5 separate regions of the Homo sapiens genome follow, and regions 1, 3, 4 and 5 are each linked to region 2. Evidence: chromatin contacts called from ENCODE Hi-C or POLR2A ChIA-PET data. All regions are on one chromosome and are shown on one strand. The core of a region is the stretch at or near the end of the contact, and the rest is flanking DNA. Distances in the headings are between cores, read along the strand shown. Region 1 holds the start of IFNGR2 (interferon gamma receptor 2). Region 2 holds the start of USP16 (ubiquitin specific peptidase 16). Region 3 holds the start of MIS18A-AS1 (MIS18A antisense RNA 1). Region 4 holds the start of MRPL39 (mitochondrial ribosomal protein L39). Region 5 overlaps LOC105372753 (a long non-coding RNA gene).

What was found. Hi-C counts contacts between places; a loop is a spot of excess contacts on that map. ChIA-PET counts read pairs that join two places held with the same protein, here RNA polymerase II (POLR2A). Pooled maps may share reads with other maps.
Region 1: a pooled map shows a loop between it and region 2 (2.0-fold over the local background). The contact joins the promoter of IFNGR2 here to the promoter of USP16 in region 2. A Hi-C loop is called at or near these places in 1 of 50 pooled maps. POLR2A ChIA-PET finds 5 or more read pairs at or near these places in 2 of 52 experiments (GM10248 and OCI-LY7).
Region 3: a loop to region 2 is called in a pooled map, with 9 times the contacts of the local background. The contact joins the promoter of MIS18A-AS1 here to the promoter of USP16 in region 2. A Hi-C loop is called at or near these places in 7 of 50 pooled maps.
Region 4: a pooled map shows a loop between it and region 2 (9-fold over the local background). The contact joins the promoter of MRPL39 here to the promoter of USP16 in region 2. A Hi-C loop is called at or near these places in 6 of 50 pooled maps.
Region 5: a loop to region 2 is called in a pooled map, with 5 times the contacts of the local background. The contact joins the enhancer-like site here to the promoter of USP16 in region 2. A Hi-C loop is called at or near these places in 5 of 50 pooled maps.

The regions. Positions count from the first base shown.
Region 1 is chr21:33,401,963-33,404,662 of GRCh38, reverse strand. IFNGR2 (interferon gamma receptor 2) reads right to left here and starts at 1,250. Exons shown (of 7, transcript NM_005534.4): 1 at 1,047-1,250. The coding sequence starts at 1,119. RefSeq lists cis regulatory regions at 151-651, 1-680, 1,248, 1,525, 1,535 and 2 more, silencers at 682-731, 872-921, 942-1,021, 1,032-1,571 and promoters at 1,126-1,530, 1,125-2,292, 1,664-2,302, 1,146-2,302.
Region 2 is chr21:29,023,386-29,026,085 of GRCh38, reverse strand. USP16 (ubiquitin specific peptidase 16) reads right to left here and starts at 1,418. Exons shown (of 18, transcript NM_006447.3): 1 at 1,309-1,418. RefSeq lists an enhancer at 1,153-1,542.
Region 3 is chr21:32,277,788-32,280,487 of GRCh38, reverse strand. It overlaps MIS18A-AS1 (MIS18A antisense RNA 1), which reads right to left and starts at 1,283. Exons shown (of 1, transcript NR_046576.1): 1 at 1-1,283. It overlaps MIS18A (MIS18 kinetochore protein A), which reads left to right and starts at 1,439. Exons shown (of 5, transcript NM_018944.3): 1 at 1,439-1,807. The coding sequence starts at 1,474. RefSeq lists enhancers at 1,026-1,245, 1,189-1,688, 1,689-2,190.
Region 4 is chr21:25,606,051-25,608,750 of GRCh38, reverse strand. It overlaps MRPL39 (mitochondrial ribosomal protein L39), which reads left to right and starts at 1,270. Exons shown (of 10, transcript NM_017446.4): 1 at 1,270-1,348; 2 at 2,096-2,302. The coding sequence starts at 1,276. RefSeq lists a silencer at 166-225 and an enhancer at 1,206-1,325.
Region 5 is chr21:25,455,642-25,458,341 of GRCh38, reverse strand. The region is part of intron 8 of LOC105372753 (a long non-coding RNA gene); the gene reads left to right. Among named protein-coding and RNA genes, the nearest start is that of LINC00158, 25 kb to the right of the region's middle. RefSeq lists a silencer at 21-150 and enhancers at 630-919, 271-1,470. Within about 2 kb of position 1,426, at least 7 of the 41 ENCODE cell types and tissues checked have a DNase peak (open chromatin) inside an H3K27ac peak, as active enhancers do.

The sequences.
Region 1 (2,700 bases), core at 1-2,500, 4.4 Mb before region 2:
GAGCTCAGGAGTACAAGAACAGCCTGGGCAACACAGTGAGACCTCCTCTCTACAAAAAATACAAAAATTGGCCAGGCGTGGCCAATAATACCACCTTCTTGGGAGGCTGACGTGGGAGGATCGCTTGAGCACGGGAGGCGGAGGCTGCAGTAGCTGAGATGCTGCCCACTGCACTCCAGCCTGGGCGACAGAGCGACACCCTGTCTCAAACAACAATAAAATAAATAAATGCCTGGCTCAGTTGACACTCTTCCTCTTCCGCCCCAACACTGATGGGACCCGGACAGTTCTGAGCCCTGCCTGAATGCTGCTGCCCCATCTCTATGACCGCGGGAACTGTCTAGATTTCACACCCAGTGTCAAACATGCCCTCGGCCAAAGTCGGAATTGAGTCTGGGTCACCCGTCCAAGACGCTGGTCCCTGCTCCACCGCTGCTACTACAAAGGGACTGAGTCTAGCTTCCAGCCAGGCCTTCGGGAGGCACTCCAGGCGGGGACTAAGCGCAGTCTCGCCAGGCTGCAGAACCAGTGGCCAGCAAAGGCGGCCCCCGCCGGAGCCCTGGATTCAATTTGCTGTTGTTCATTCCGAGAAATTCGGAGACTGGGGCCACGCTGGCTTTCCCGGCGCGGGCGCGCGGGTGGGGGAGGTGGCGCAGCCGAGGTTACCGGCTTCACGGAGGGGCACCGAGTGTCCTCTCCCGGAGAGGGGTGTCCCGGCGGCCAGGACGCCAGGAGGGGTGCCCCCCGTCTTCCTGCTGCTGCCCAGCTCCTGTCTGGAACTCCTGGCCGCCCATCCCAGCCCCGCTGCGGGCTCCCAGCGGGCCCCTCTAGCCCTGGGCACCCCGCAAGACCCCCACCTGGGGCACCCGCAGGTTCCCACCTGATCTGAGCACTCCGCATATCCCACCCACCAGGAGCACCCCGCAGATTCCCACCCACTCTGAGCACCCGGCAGATTCCCCCCACCCCACGATCCGGGAGTCCCCCAGCCCCCACATGCTGCGGCTGCGCCCGCGTCCCGCCGCGGAGGCCCAGGCCCGGCTCACCTGGCGGGGCCGCGGCGGCGGCGGCGAAGACTCCGAGCAGCAGCAGCAGCGACCACAGCAGCGTCGGTCGCATGGCCCCGGGCGCTCGGCGGCGGCTCAGGTCGCGGCCGGGGCCCCGCTCGGGGTCCGCGGAGCCGCTCACGTCGCCGCCCAAACCGCCATGGCGAGCGCAGGGCGCGCAGGGCCCGCCTCTTCCCGAGCAGCAGCGGGGCGTCCCGGTGGAGGGGATTCGGCTCGGCCGCCCGCGCCCCCGCCCCCGCCCCGTCCCGCCCCCGAGGCCACCGCCCCCGCGCGGGACTTTCCCGCTCCGGGAACCGCGGCCCTGGGGGGCCTCTGCGGCTGCAGCGCGGGGACCCCACGCAGCCGGCCTCCCAGAGCGCGGAGCCTCCCGGAACGTCCTGGAGACTGGAGCCCCGCGGGACGCCCACCTTCGGGGGCCGCGATCCTTCCGGAAGGGCCCCGCGAGACCCCGGCCCAGACCCCCGGGCTTTCCCTGGAGCCCCCACCCCTCCTGACCCCCCCCAACTCTCCTCTCGGGTGCTTGATCGCACAATTCGAGGATTCGCCCCTTTAGTCGAAATGTTTGCTTTAATAGCCCCCAAAGTACATATTAAGCTTTCAACTCTCCCCCGCCCCCCTCCCCTTTTTTTTGAGACGGAGTCACCAGGCTGGAGTGCAGTGGGGCGATCTCGGCTCACTGCAACCTCCGCCTCCAGTCAACCCCATTTTGAAAAGGGTTTTAAGGGGAAGGAGTTAGAAAGGGCCCAGTGAAGGAGGAGGTGGGGCTCTGGGGGTGGGGGGAATGGCCTCCGAGCAGGGGGAGGGAGAGACAGAAACTTCCAGCATTTCTAAATGGCGTGGGGTTTGCCCTGGAGCCGGCGGCGGTGCACGAGTAGGAAGTCCTTTAGCAGCTGGGCAGCCGCAGGCCCGCTCCCCAGCCCGAGCCTGCACCATGTCGTTTGACGCCTGTTGGGAGAGGGTTTTAAATCTGCCCTGTTCTTCCAAGATGCGTCATAAAGCTAGCGCAGCAAAGGAGGGACGCGGTGCAGGGAGACCAAGAATTTAAAAACAGGTCGTCCCGGGAGCCCACTGGACACGTTAGCAAAAATGGGTTTTGCAACATAGAGCTTTTCTTTTGCTCTTCCCACATTCTTGCATTTCCTCTTTGTAGAACTATTTTGAAATTGGCCACGCTCGTGAAAATACGTGATGAAATACCTCGCAGACAATTGAATTATGCATTGGATATTTCTAGATACAGAGATGTATTTATATGTTACACGAAAAAAGCGGGCGATAACTTGGAATCACTTCAAAAAGTATGCACTGATGCCAGGCGCGGTGGCTCACGCCTGTAATCTCAGCACTTTAGGAGGCCGAGGTGGGCGGATCACATGAGGCCAGGAGTTGGAGACCAGCCTGGCCAATATGGCTGAAACCCGTCTCTACTAAAAATACAAAAATTAGTCAGGCGTGGTGGCCGGCGCCTGTAATCCCAGCTACTTGGAGGGCTAAGACAGGAGAATCACTTGAACCCGGGAGGCGGAGGTTGTAGTGAGCGGAGATTGCGCCACTGCACCCCGGCCTGGGTGACAGACCGAGACTCCGTCTCAAAAAAAAAAAAAAAAAAAAAAAAAAAAAAAAAAAAAAAAGG
Region 2 (2,700 bases), core at 169-2,668:
TACCAATCTTGGAAGCTCTCCATTTCAAGGAAGCCTTAGACAATCATTCTACTCTAAATAAACCTCTCCACTGAACTTCCCCAGTATTTATGGTATGCTCTAGTCATCTTGTCCCCTTATCCCATATTCTAGTGAATTTCTTAAATCTTTAATCTGGGTTTATGTTATTTCTGTAAGCAGAATCTAAAGTTCTTAGAAAAATAAATGGTTTCAAGCACAGTTTTGGAACTGCCTATAATATCTAGCATAATGTTAGTACATAGCAGGTCCTGAAGAAATACTTCTTGCATTGAAATAGAAAAATAGAATAGTACCTGAGGCATAAAGGATGATTACAAGGTGCAAAGGTAGGTACATAAGAATGAAGCAAACAAGTTCTGGTGAAAAAGAAAAGGGTGAAAAATGAGAAGTCAGAAGTCTGCAGTAGTGAAGACAGCACTAGTAAATCTGGTTTGAGGATTGCAGCAGCTTAGACTCCATAGGAAAACTTGAAAGACGAATTGTTAATTACTGCAGGCAGAGGACAGAGGGGTCACTCCAGTGCTGCGGAAAGAGCCTCAGTAAAGTTCTGACAACTATAAAGGCAACTAATGAGTCATGAGGAGAGCATATTGTGACTTCCATCAGCTATAAAACATCAATAAACTTAATACACTTTTCAAGTAGTGTCATCGGATGAGCATTAACGTCTTAGTGAAATGACTCTTCGCAGGACTCCATACAAAATCTAAATCAAAGATAGTCTTGCCGGTTCTCATATTATTCCAAGTCTCTTCACTCTCTGCCCTCCCAGTCTTCCCCTGCCTACTCGGTTCCATTAAAAATGTAAGCGTGTGGAAAACTTTGTCAGCAGGTGTTAACGTGGCTTTCAAGTTTTGCGTATATCAATCCCCTCCTAGATATAGTCAATTGGATAAGTGACAGATCCTGCTTTTCCTACCAGCCGTATGAACACGGCTGCAAATCCAGCTCCAACCCATAGGGAAGTCCCTGCCACGCGCCACCCACCCATTTGCTCGGCGCCTGCCACACCTTCCCTCTCCTCCCCTTCTAACTGCTCCGATCCCACGGGGGAACCTCTGGGTCCACGGGGTCGAGAAGGCCGCCAGCAGCGGCATCTCATTGGCCAGCTTCTGGAACTGACAGAACATGCAGCCAATGAGATCGCAGTACCGGAAAGTAGCCGGGTTACGTGCTTAAGGAGAGCGGCCTTCAAGAAGAGAACGAAGTTGGGGCGGAAAACAGGAGCTCTCCCAGCGCAGAAAGCCAGGCGAGCGACGACTGCCAGGCAGTGGGACCAGAACTCACCCACGGCGACAGAGCCCATAACTGCATCCCCTCATGGGCCTTTGGGCTGGGCAGCCAGCTCCGTCTTCCTCCTGGTGACGAATTGAGAGCGACGGAGTCGAAGCCAGAGTGACCCCTGGAAAGCAATAACTTCCGGAACGCGGCATTATGGGAAGTGGCTAGGCCACCACCACCCCACCCCCACCTCCCGGGACCATCGGCTCTGACGCTAGTAAATCTGCGCCTGCGTGCGGCTTGCGCCGGATGTTCGGGTTTAGGGGTTTGGTTGTCAATGGGTTTTCTCGTCTCTGACATAACCACGAAGTTATATAAATGCTCCTGAAGTGTGGGCATCCGGTGGTGGTCTGAGCCTTGGAGTTTCCTAGATGGTTACCTTTCTGGAACACATTATATTTGGAGCTAAAAGGGGGAACGCTTAAATTTGTTTCCGTAATTCTGTCCTGTCGACTTCTAAAACTGAGTACCTAAGTTGTCTTGAATTTACCTTCCTGCACCATGTCAGAATAAAAAACGCAGCGAGTGATTTTTTGTTTGTTTGAGACGGAATATCCCTCTGTCGCCCAGGCTGGAGTGCATTCTTCTGCCTCAGCCTCCCGAGTAGCTGGGACTACAGGCGCACGGCACCACGCCCAGCTAAAATTTTTGTATTTTTAGTAGAGACGGGGTTTCACCAATTGGCCAGGCTGGTCTCCAACTCCTGACCTTGTGATGCGCCCGCCTCGGCCTCCCAACGTGCTGGGATTACAGGCGTGAGCCACCGCGCCCGGCCGCGAGAGTGAATTTTTAAAGCAAAACCGAAAGACGGTGTCAGATAAATTGCGGGGGAGGAGGGGATTTTCAAATATTTACTGTCCATTCTTTGAAAATTTGTAAGTGCGAGCCCTGGCGCGGTGGCTCACCCCTGTAATCCCAACACTGGGAGGCCGAGGCGGGTGGATCACGTGAGGTCAGGAGTTCGAGACCAGCCTGGCCAACGTGGTGAAATCCCGTCTCTACTAAAAATACAAAAAATTAGTCGGTCGTGGTGGCGGGCGCCTGTAATCCCAGCTATTCGGGAGGCTAAGGGGGAGAATCGCTTGAAGTCTGGAGGCAGAGGTTGCAATGAGCCAAGATCACTCCATTGCACTCCAGCCTGGGCAACAAGAGCAAAACTCCCTCTCAAAAAGAAAAAAAGAAAATATGTAAGTGCACACTTTGTGCCAAGCCTTTCCTCAAATGAATTAAACATAGGCCTCTCTGCCCTGGAGTCTTAGTTTAGTAGAGAAGATAGTAATCGCTACCGTGGGGGTCGGGGGAGTTGCAGATAGCTATAGAAAAATAGATATGTAAACAGGTAATTCACCATAAAAGAACAATTGGTCATAAAATAAATGTCCATCCTTACTAATCAGA
Region 3 (2,700 bases), core at 34-2,533, 3.3 Mb before region 2:
ATTCTATGGGTAAAAAAAAAAAGCCTAAATTATCTAAAGCATTTTCTTCCAGTAAGAAGGTGATTAACATGAGCATGGTGTGCCAGGGTTTACAAAGTATTTTCATGAATATTAGAAAACTCGATCCTCATGAACAACTTGGTGTAGTACTGAAGAAACAGACTCCATTTACTCCATGAAGAATTAGACTCAGGGAAGGCAAACAGCCTTTTCCACAGTTCCCTACACTGTTACTACCTTGTGGAGGGAGGGGTAAGTTAACCAGGACCACTGACTCCAAAGCTTTTGCTTTTTGCTAGTGGCTGTAAGCACTAAAATTGGAAGTACATTTACATAAATAGTTTATGCAACCAAGCAAAATAGGCAGTGACTTGGGGGACACCCAGAGCGTAGTAGGAACAGAGTAGGTCCTTGCAGGTAGCTTTCTTCCCAGGTATACCACCAGACTGTCTGTGGTGCAGCTGGCTGGTTCCCCGCCAGCTTTCCCTCCTGACCTACGGTGTTTTAGGCAGAGGCTGGCTTTCTGGGGCAGCTGAGGAAATCTGTCCTTATCATCAACAAGGGATGCTTCTTCCTTGCAAGGACGAATTGTTCCTTGATCCAAGCAGCAGGGACACTTCCAGGCTTTCCAGGGGCACTGCTGCTTCCTCAACTTTTTCCTTGCAGTGACAGCCTGAGTGATCCGGGGCCCTTCCCAGGGTCTCATTCCAGGGATAGCAGTGCGCAAAAGGACCCTGTGATGAGGGACTCCTCTATCCCCTTCCTTCTCCACTTCATGGAAAGGAGGTCCCCAGGAGCCGACAAAATAGAGCAGTGGTCATCAAAAGTGGAGCTGCTTATATACAACTATAATTAGTCCACTTACAAAAAAGAAGAAAAAGGGTGGTGGTCTGGCACAGTGGCTTACGCTTGCGATCCTGGCATTTTGGGAGGCCGAGTAGGGAAGATCGCTTAAGGCTAGGAGTTCGAGACCGGCAACATAGAAAAACTCCCCCCCCCACCCCCCAAAAAAGGTTGGGCTGCCAATACTGACAGCGTGGGCACGCCTAGGAGCTTGTTAGAAATGCAGATTCTCGGGCTAACCTGCTACCTGCTGAACCAGAGTCTGCGAAGATGGAACCTGGCGATCTGCTTAAGAAGCTCGCCAGGCGGTTCTTAGACACTCAAGCTTGCAACCCGTAACTTTCTCAGTGACGCTGCCCCTCCCACGGAAAGGGGTGAATAATCCTTAGGAAGACAAGCAAACAGGTCTGCATCATCAATTTCTTCAGGCTGGAAAACCTGACGCAGGCGCAGTGACTATCACGCTTGGCCAAGGCCGCACGGCGCGCATGCGCACTAGAGGCCGCCCGCCGTCCCGCCCCCTTCAGGCTTTTGCCCCTTCTCGGCCTCCGCCACCGCTCCCCGCCCCGCGCATGAGCAGCGGCGGTTTTTTTTCCCATGGCGCTCTGGGGCGCGGGCGATTTGTAGGTAATGGCAGGCGTTCGGTCACTGAGGTGTAGCAGAGGATGCGCTGGCGGCTGTGAGTGCGGCGACAAGGGCAAATGCAGCGACTCCTCGCTGTTGGGCAAGAGACTCTCCGAAGACTCGAGCCGCCACCAGCTGTTGCAGAAGTGGGCGAGCATGTGGAGCTCCATGAGCGAAGACGCGTCGGTGGCCGACATGGAGAGGGCGCAGCTGGAGGAGGAGGCGGCGGCTGCGGAGGAGAGGCCGCTGGTGTTCCTGTGCTCCGGCTGCCGGCGGCCGCTGGGCGACTCGCTGAGCTGGGTGGCCAGCCAGGAGGACACCAACTGCATCCTGCTTCGCTGTCAGTTGGGTCGAGCCGGGCAGGGGGGGCGTGGGGTCGCCTTCTTCCAGGGGTGCCGCGCGTGGGCGGCCCGGGAGGAGGCGGGGGCTCCTTGGGGCTGCCCAGGGACTTTAAGAGCAAAAAGTCTGAGAGTGTGAGCTGTGGCAGGAAAAGGGGAGGAGGGTCACCCCTCCACTTTGGCTCTCGGGCGGTGGGTTCTTTTCTGGGGTCCCCGATCCCAGAAGAGCAGTGGTTGAATCAGCATCATCGTGAGCATTACTCAGAAACAAAGGGCGACAAAGAATAACACTTTTAAAGACCCTAAAAAAAGAGAAACAAATGGTCAACTAGACTGTAAGCACTTGAGGTGCAGCCAGTACTATTACTCCCCATAGAAATTAGCAGGCTGTTGGTGTATCAGCGGATGCCTCTACAGCCTCCAGTGATAGAGCCGCAGAGTTGACGGAACACAGTGCTATAGGGAAGAAAGGGAAGGAAACTTGCAATAAAAGCACCAACAACCCCATGAAAACTGGCGAGGAAGGAGGATGTAGCAAAAGAGTTCAGAAGAAGGCAGGAATTAGTTTCTAATCCTGGTTCTAGCAGTTACCTCTTACCTCTGTTGTTCCACTGTTCCCTCATTTTGATGTTTTTGCAGTATTTAGGGATAAAGTGGTTCACATATTTTTTATGAATTGGTGTAAGAATGGCTGTTGTTTTTGGATTGTGATTTTTCAAGATGAAGTTTTTTCTGTCTTTGAATGCCGTAAATGTTCCGATGGCAGTAATTCACCACCGGCTTATCGACGTTTCTGGAACGTTTTCCTTGGTGTAATACTGGGAATAAAGGAGCACACCAGTGTCCAGTAGTTAACTGAAAGTTGAGATTAACTCTTTGCACCTATCAAAATCAA
Region 4 (2,700 bases), core at 21-2,520, 3.4 Mb after region 2:
ACAGCTTTCATGGGAACTGTATGCAAATTTGAGGAAGCAAAAGATACACCCGCCCTCCAACACTATATGTATATATGTACATTTCGTGGTTTGAATTAGGATCTTAAATGAAATGTAGCCTGGTAAAATGTAGACTGGATGTAAATCCAAGCTCCGTCACTTACATTTCCCATTTTAAAAAGTGAAGATACTTACACTTTCCTGGCGCAGTGGTTGTGAGTGTAACATTTGGGCCAAGGAGACGGTCGATCTATCGTGGCGCAGGGTCATATTTGTACCTTAGGCGGCACTTCCACCTGGTGGCGGCGCATTCCAATTGCAAGGCAAAGGACAGAGTGGGGGAAAGGCTGAATTCGACACCCTTAAGTAAAGCCACAGAATTAAACTACTGTAAATGAAAATATTTCCATCCTGTACCTACAGAGTGCTTACTTCAAATAACACTCACGTCCTGGTAGGACAGAAAAATTAGACAATGAGCTGAAGTTTGCCTGCAAGGGCATTCATTCATTCATTCATTCAAGAAACATCTGTTGAGCGCTGACTGCGCTGTGCTCTGTTCTGGGCGCTTGGGATACATCAGTGAACTAGAGACAAAAATTCTGCCCCGGGATGCCTTCTCCTATACATCCTATACTATATAAACTAAACTAGAAAATTTGTAAAGAGCTCTTAGGAATTACAACGTCCTCTCCAAAGTCAAGGGGACGTGTTCCGAGGCCTCTATTACCACAGCTAAGGGGAGAACCGGGGTGCAGACCCACTCCAGCCGAACTAAGAACCTACCCGGCACAATTGAAAGTTAAGCCACGCGCTAGAGGATGTCATCGCTGACAAAATAGAAGACGCCTTCCCCATTCCCCCCCACCCCCGCCCCCGCCAAGAAAACCATATATTCTTTTAGGGAAGCAAGCGCTTCACCTGGGTGGCCGGGATCGAACCCGCGGAGGGCTGAAGGCGGAGGGCAACGACGCCTGTGGAACTCTGTTTCCCTGCAGAGCCTACGTGGTGGGCGGCAGGCCGACCGCCCTGGGGGCCCTGCACCTCTGGGTAGGTGACCGCGCCCAGGTATCGAGCACAGGTAACGCGCCCCGGCTCCGAGTCTCGGGGTCTCAGCCACTGAATCCCCAGCGAGGCCTGACGCCCCCCGGTGGAGGCGAGCAGTCTGAGTGCTGGGTCCGGAACAGACCTGTCCTGCGGAACTCCGAGTGCGCGTTCGGTTTCCGGGGGAGGAGGGCGGAGAAGGACTTGCGCGCGACGGTTCTCACCGCTGCTATGGAGGCGCTGGCCATGGGTTCCCGGGCGCTGCGGCTCTGGCTGGTCGCACCCGGTGGCGGGATCAAATGGAGTGAGTTTCAGAGGCCGTAGGGACAGGGAGCGAGGCCTAGATAGTGGTGTCTGTCTAGATTGGGTCTGAGGCGGGGCCGGGGAGGTCCCGCGGGGCAGAGGAAGGAGGAGGGTTTCTTAGTCCCTCCGCGGCGGTCGCTCTTGCACAGCTTGGGAGGACTAATTTATGGGAACGAGGGTCTGGCGGAGGGCAGGGGCAAGGGCAGGGGTCGGGGCCAGGGGTCGGAGCCAGGCCGCGGGAGGAGCTTGGGCCCGCCTCTGGGAAGCAGCGCACGTTCCGTGCACATCTGTCCATGTCTTCCCAAGGAATACTCGTACTTGCCTTGGCAGGTTCCCTGATTTGGCCTTTGGGATATAAACTCAGCATTTCTCATTCTGGATATTGATAGTTTCGGTGTGGGACCTTTGGTTTCCTGAAATTTTCTTGTTTTTCTTCAGACCCTGTCAAACCGACCACTTTGTTCACCTTCCCAATGACTCTAGTCCAGTTTTGACTCCGTTTCCTGGTTACTTTTTGCCCCTTATTGTAAAGCACTGATTGGAAACACGACACAGGAAATTGGTGGGAAATAGCGATCTGATGTGAAAGAGCCAAATTTAAAAGTAGAGGCACGTATCTGGGCCAGCTCTGTTTCTTCCGCTGGTGTTTGTTAATATTACAAATTGGTTTAATTTTACCTCTGAGCGCACTTTTGGCAGTACGTTAATCATTTTTTCAGTCTTCATATTTATTGTAACTTCTCCACAGGATTTATAGCAACATCGTCAGCTTCTCAGCTGTCACCGACAGAATTGACAGAAATGCGGAATGATCTCTTTAATAAAGAGAAAGCCAGGCAGTTATCATTAACTCCCCGAACTGAGAAGATAGAAGTTAAGCATGTTGGGAAAACTGACCCCGGTACTGTCTTCGTGATGAATAAAAACATTTCAACTCCCTACAGTTGTGCCATGCGTAAGTAGCAGAATCAGGTTACAGTTTTGACCCTTTTACTTAAGCTGTGTGGAAGCACTGGTGCAGGAGACAGGATGCTGTAATTACTTCTGGTCATCTGTGGCCATGGCAATCCCTTTATACCAAAATCCTTTCTTGAGACCTGCATGGTGACTGCTCCCACCACATCACAGACCTAGCTAAAAAGAGCAAGCAAATCCCAGCTACTTGGGAGGCTGAAGCAGGAGGATAGCTTGAGGCCAGAAGTTCAAGACCAGCCTGGGCACCATAGCCACCCTGTCTCTCAAAAAATAAAAATAGAAATAAATTAGCCAGATGTGGTGGGCGCAGAAGTCCCTGGACTTCCCAGAGGTTCTTTATCTGGCACCTTATTGTCTATTCACTGTCCCTGTAGTTCT
Region 5 (2,700 bases), core at 177-2,676, 3.6 Mb after region 2:
ACATAATACAATAAAAGTAATAAATTTTAATAATTTTTTTTTGAGACATAGTCTCACCCTGTCACCCAGGCTAAAGTGCAGTGGCGTGATCTCAGAGCTGGGATTACAGGCGCAAGCCAACAAGTCTGGGTAATTTTTGTGTTTTTAGTAGAGATGGGGTTTCACCATGCTGGCCAGGCTGGTCTCGAATTCCTGGCCTGAAGTGATTTGCCTGCCTCGACCACCCAAAGTGTTGGGATTATAGCATGAGCCACTGTGTCCGGCCCAATTTTAATAATTTGAGCAGGGCTCACAGTTTTTCCTATAAAAATTCTTCCTTATAAGTAAAACAACTACATGGGATTTCATGGCTATTTTGGTATTTATATAACTCTTTAAGGAAAATAAAACTTTAGTTATATATATAAAACCTTGAGTTATATAAATAACTTTGAGTTATATACAGTTATAATGGCATTATGTGCTCTAAAGCAAAATCTCAATGTCCATTGTCTCACTGATCATAATTAAAAAGTATAACCCAGAATCCAGTTTGTAATTTCCAAGATGACTATCACTGTAAGTATTTGAAACACAGTTGATCTTTGTAAAAAAATTTTTTAATGAAAATAATTAGCTGGGAATATCCCACATGTATTCTAAATCCCCCAGTTGGTTTAGGTAATTTTTCTTATTCTTCCACAACACATGGTATTCTTTCTATGAATGACATCAGTTTGGAAATACCCCGTGGTTTTCTGAGTTATAAATGGGTATCTCAGTATGAACTCCTGATTATATTATGATTCATACTTTCACTTCTGTTTTTTCATACTATCATTTTGAAAAAGTGAAAATGAAACTGTGTCTCACTGGCCAAGAGTTCACAAGGGAGATGGAAAAGCAGAGTTTAATGGAATGATTTTTAAAATATTGAAGGATTGTGGTCTGAGAATACTGTAAAAACCATTTCTTAAGGAAAAGCAATGTAGTTGGGATCAAAACAAAAAAAATGCTCTTTGAGAGTTTCTCTGGAACTTTAGAGTGTCTACTGTCAGAGTTTTGCTTCACATAAGAGCATTGATGAAGTAATAATTATTATACTTATAATTATTCAATTATCAAGTATTGATTTCTTCTGGCATTTATTTATTTATTTATTTATTATTTATGACTCTTTAAAAAATTGTTTTTCTTGGTGGAACTAGGTTATGAACCCTAGCATTTTAATTCTAGAATTTGTTCTCTTAAGTATCACACTGTAGTAGCAATTTGATGGTAACACTAAAGAAAGAAAGAAAGAAGAAAAGAAAGGAAGGAAGGTGTGGAAAGTCCCAGAATGACTGCAGGTCTGAGAACATTTATTCAAACTGCAAATTTTCTTAGGGCAGGGGTCACGCTTGCTCTGGCTGTGTTCCCTGCACCTCAGTTCCTGGCACATAGCAACGCCTGACAAATATTTGTTGAATAAATGAGTACAGTAGCTTAAAAGCAAATTTTTGTACTTCATGGTTTTCTGTAGAAAGCCACAAGAAAAAAATTTCATCTGAGGTCTCAGCATTCTAGTAACTGTGAAGTATTAAGACTTGTATGAGTTCCCCTTATGAGAGGCTTAAAGTATTAGTATCATGAGGTATGAGGTTTAAGGCTAGATGCCTAAATGGCGTCTCATTTTTTATTAAGCTGGACTTGTAGCATGGGAACTTTGCCAGGGATTATAACACCTTTATAAACATTAATGTGATTTTAAAAATTGTTAGCTTAGGCCAGGTAAGGTGGTTCACACTGTAATCCCAGCACTTTGGGAGGCTGAGGTGGGCAGATCCCTTGAGCCCAGGAGTTCGAGACAAGCTTGGGTAACATGGCGAAACCCCATCCCTGCAAAAAATACAAAAATTAGCTGGGTGTGATGGTGCACGCCTGTAGTCTCAGGTACTTGGGAGGCTGAGAGGTGAGAGGATTGCTTGGGCCCAGGAGGTGGAGGCTGCAGTGAGCTGTGATTGCACCACTGCACTATGGTCTGGGTGGCATATAGCAAGGCCTTGTCTCAAAAACAAGTTAAAAAAAACTTATTAAGAGTAAATTTGCCTCCTTGGGCTGCTTGTCACCAAATGGCCATTCTTAACAAATAATTACGTTTTGTGGGTCAATATGTGTTTTTAAATTTTATTTTATGTATTTATGTTTTGAGGGTGTCACTACTGTTACTCAGGTTGGAGTGCAGTGACACAATCATAGCTCACTGCTGCCTCAACCTCCCTGGGTTCAGATGATCCTCCCCACTCAGCCTTCTGAGTTGTATAGGCATGTGCCACCATGCCGGGCTGATTTTTCTTTTCTTTTCTTTCTTTCTTTCTCTTTCTTTCTTTCTTTCTTTCTTTCTTTCTTTCTTTCTTTCTTTCTTTCTTTCTTTCTTTCTTTCTTTCTTTCTTTCCTTCTTTCTTTTTCTTTTTTTTTTTTTTTGTAGAGACAGAGTCTGGCTATGTTGCTCAAACTTGGTCTCGAACTCCTGAGCTCAAGCATTCCACCCTGCCTCATCCTCCAAAGTGCAGAGATTACAGGGGTGAGCCACCATGCCTGGCAATATGTGTTTTTTAAATGAATAAATTAACTCTTCACCTTCAAATCTCCTCTTCCCAGACCAACTTTTTTCTCTACCAACCTTGCTTTGATGATTATATTTCAAATATACCAACTCCTTTAGGTTAAGGCATTGAAGAA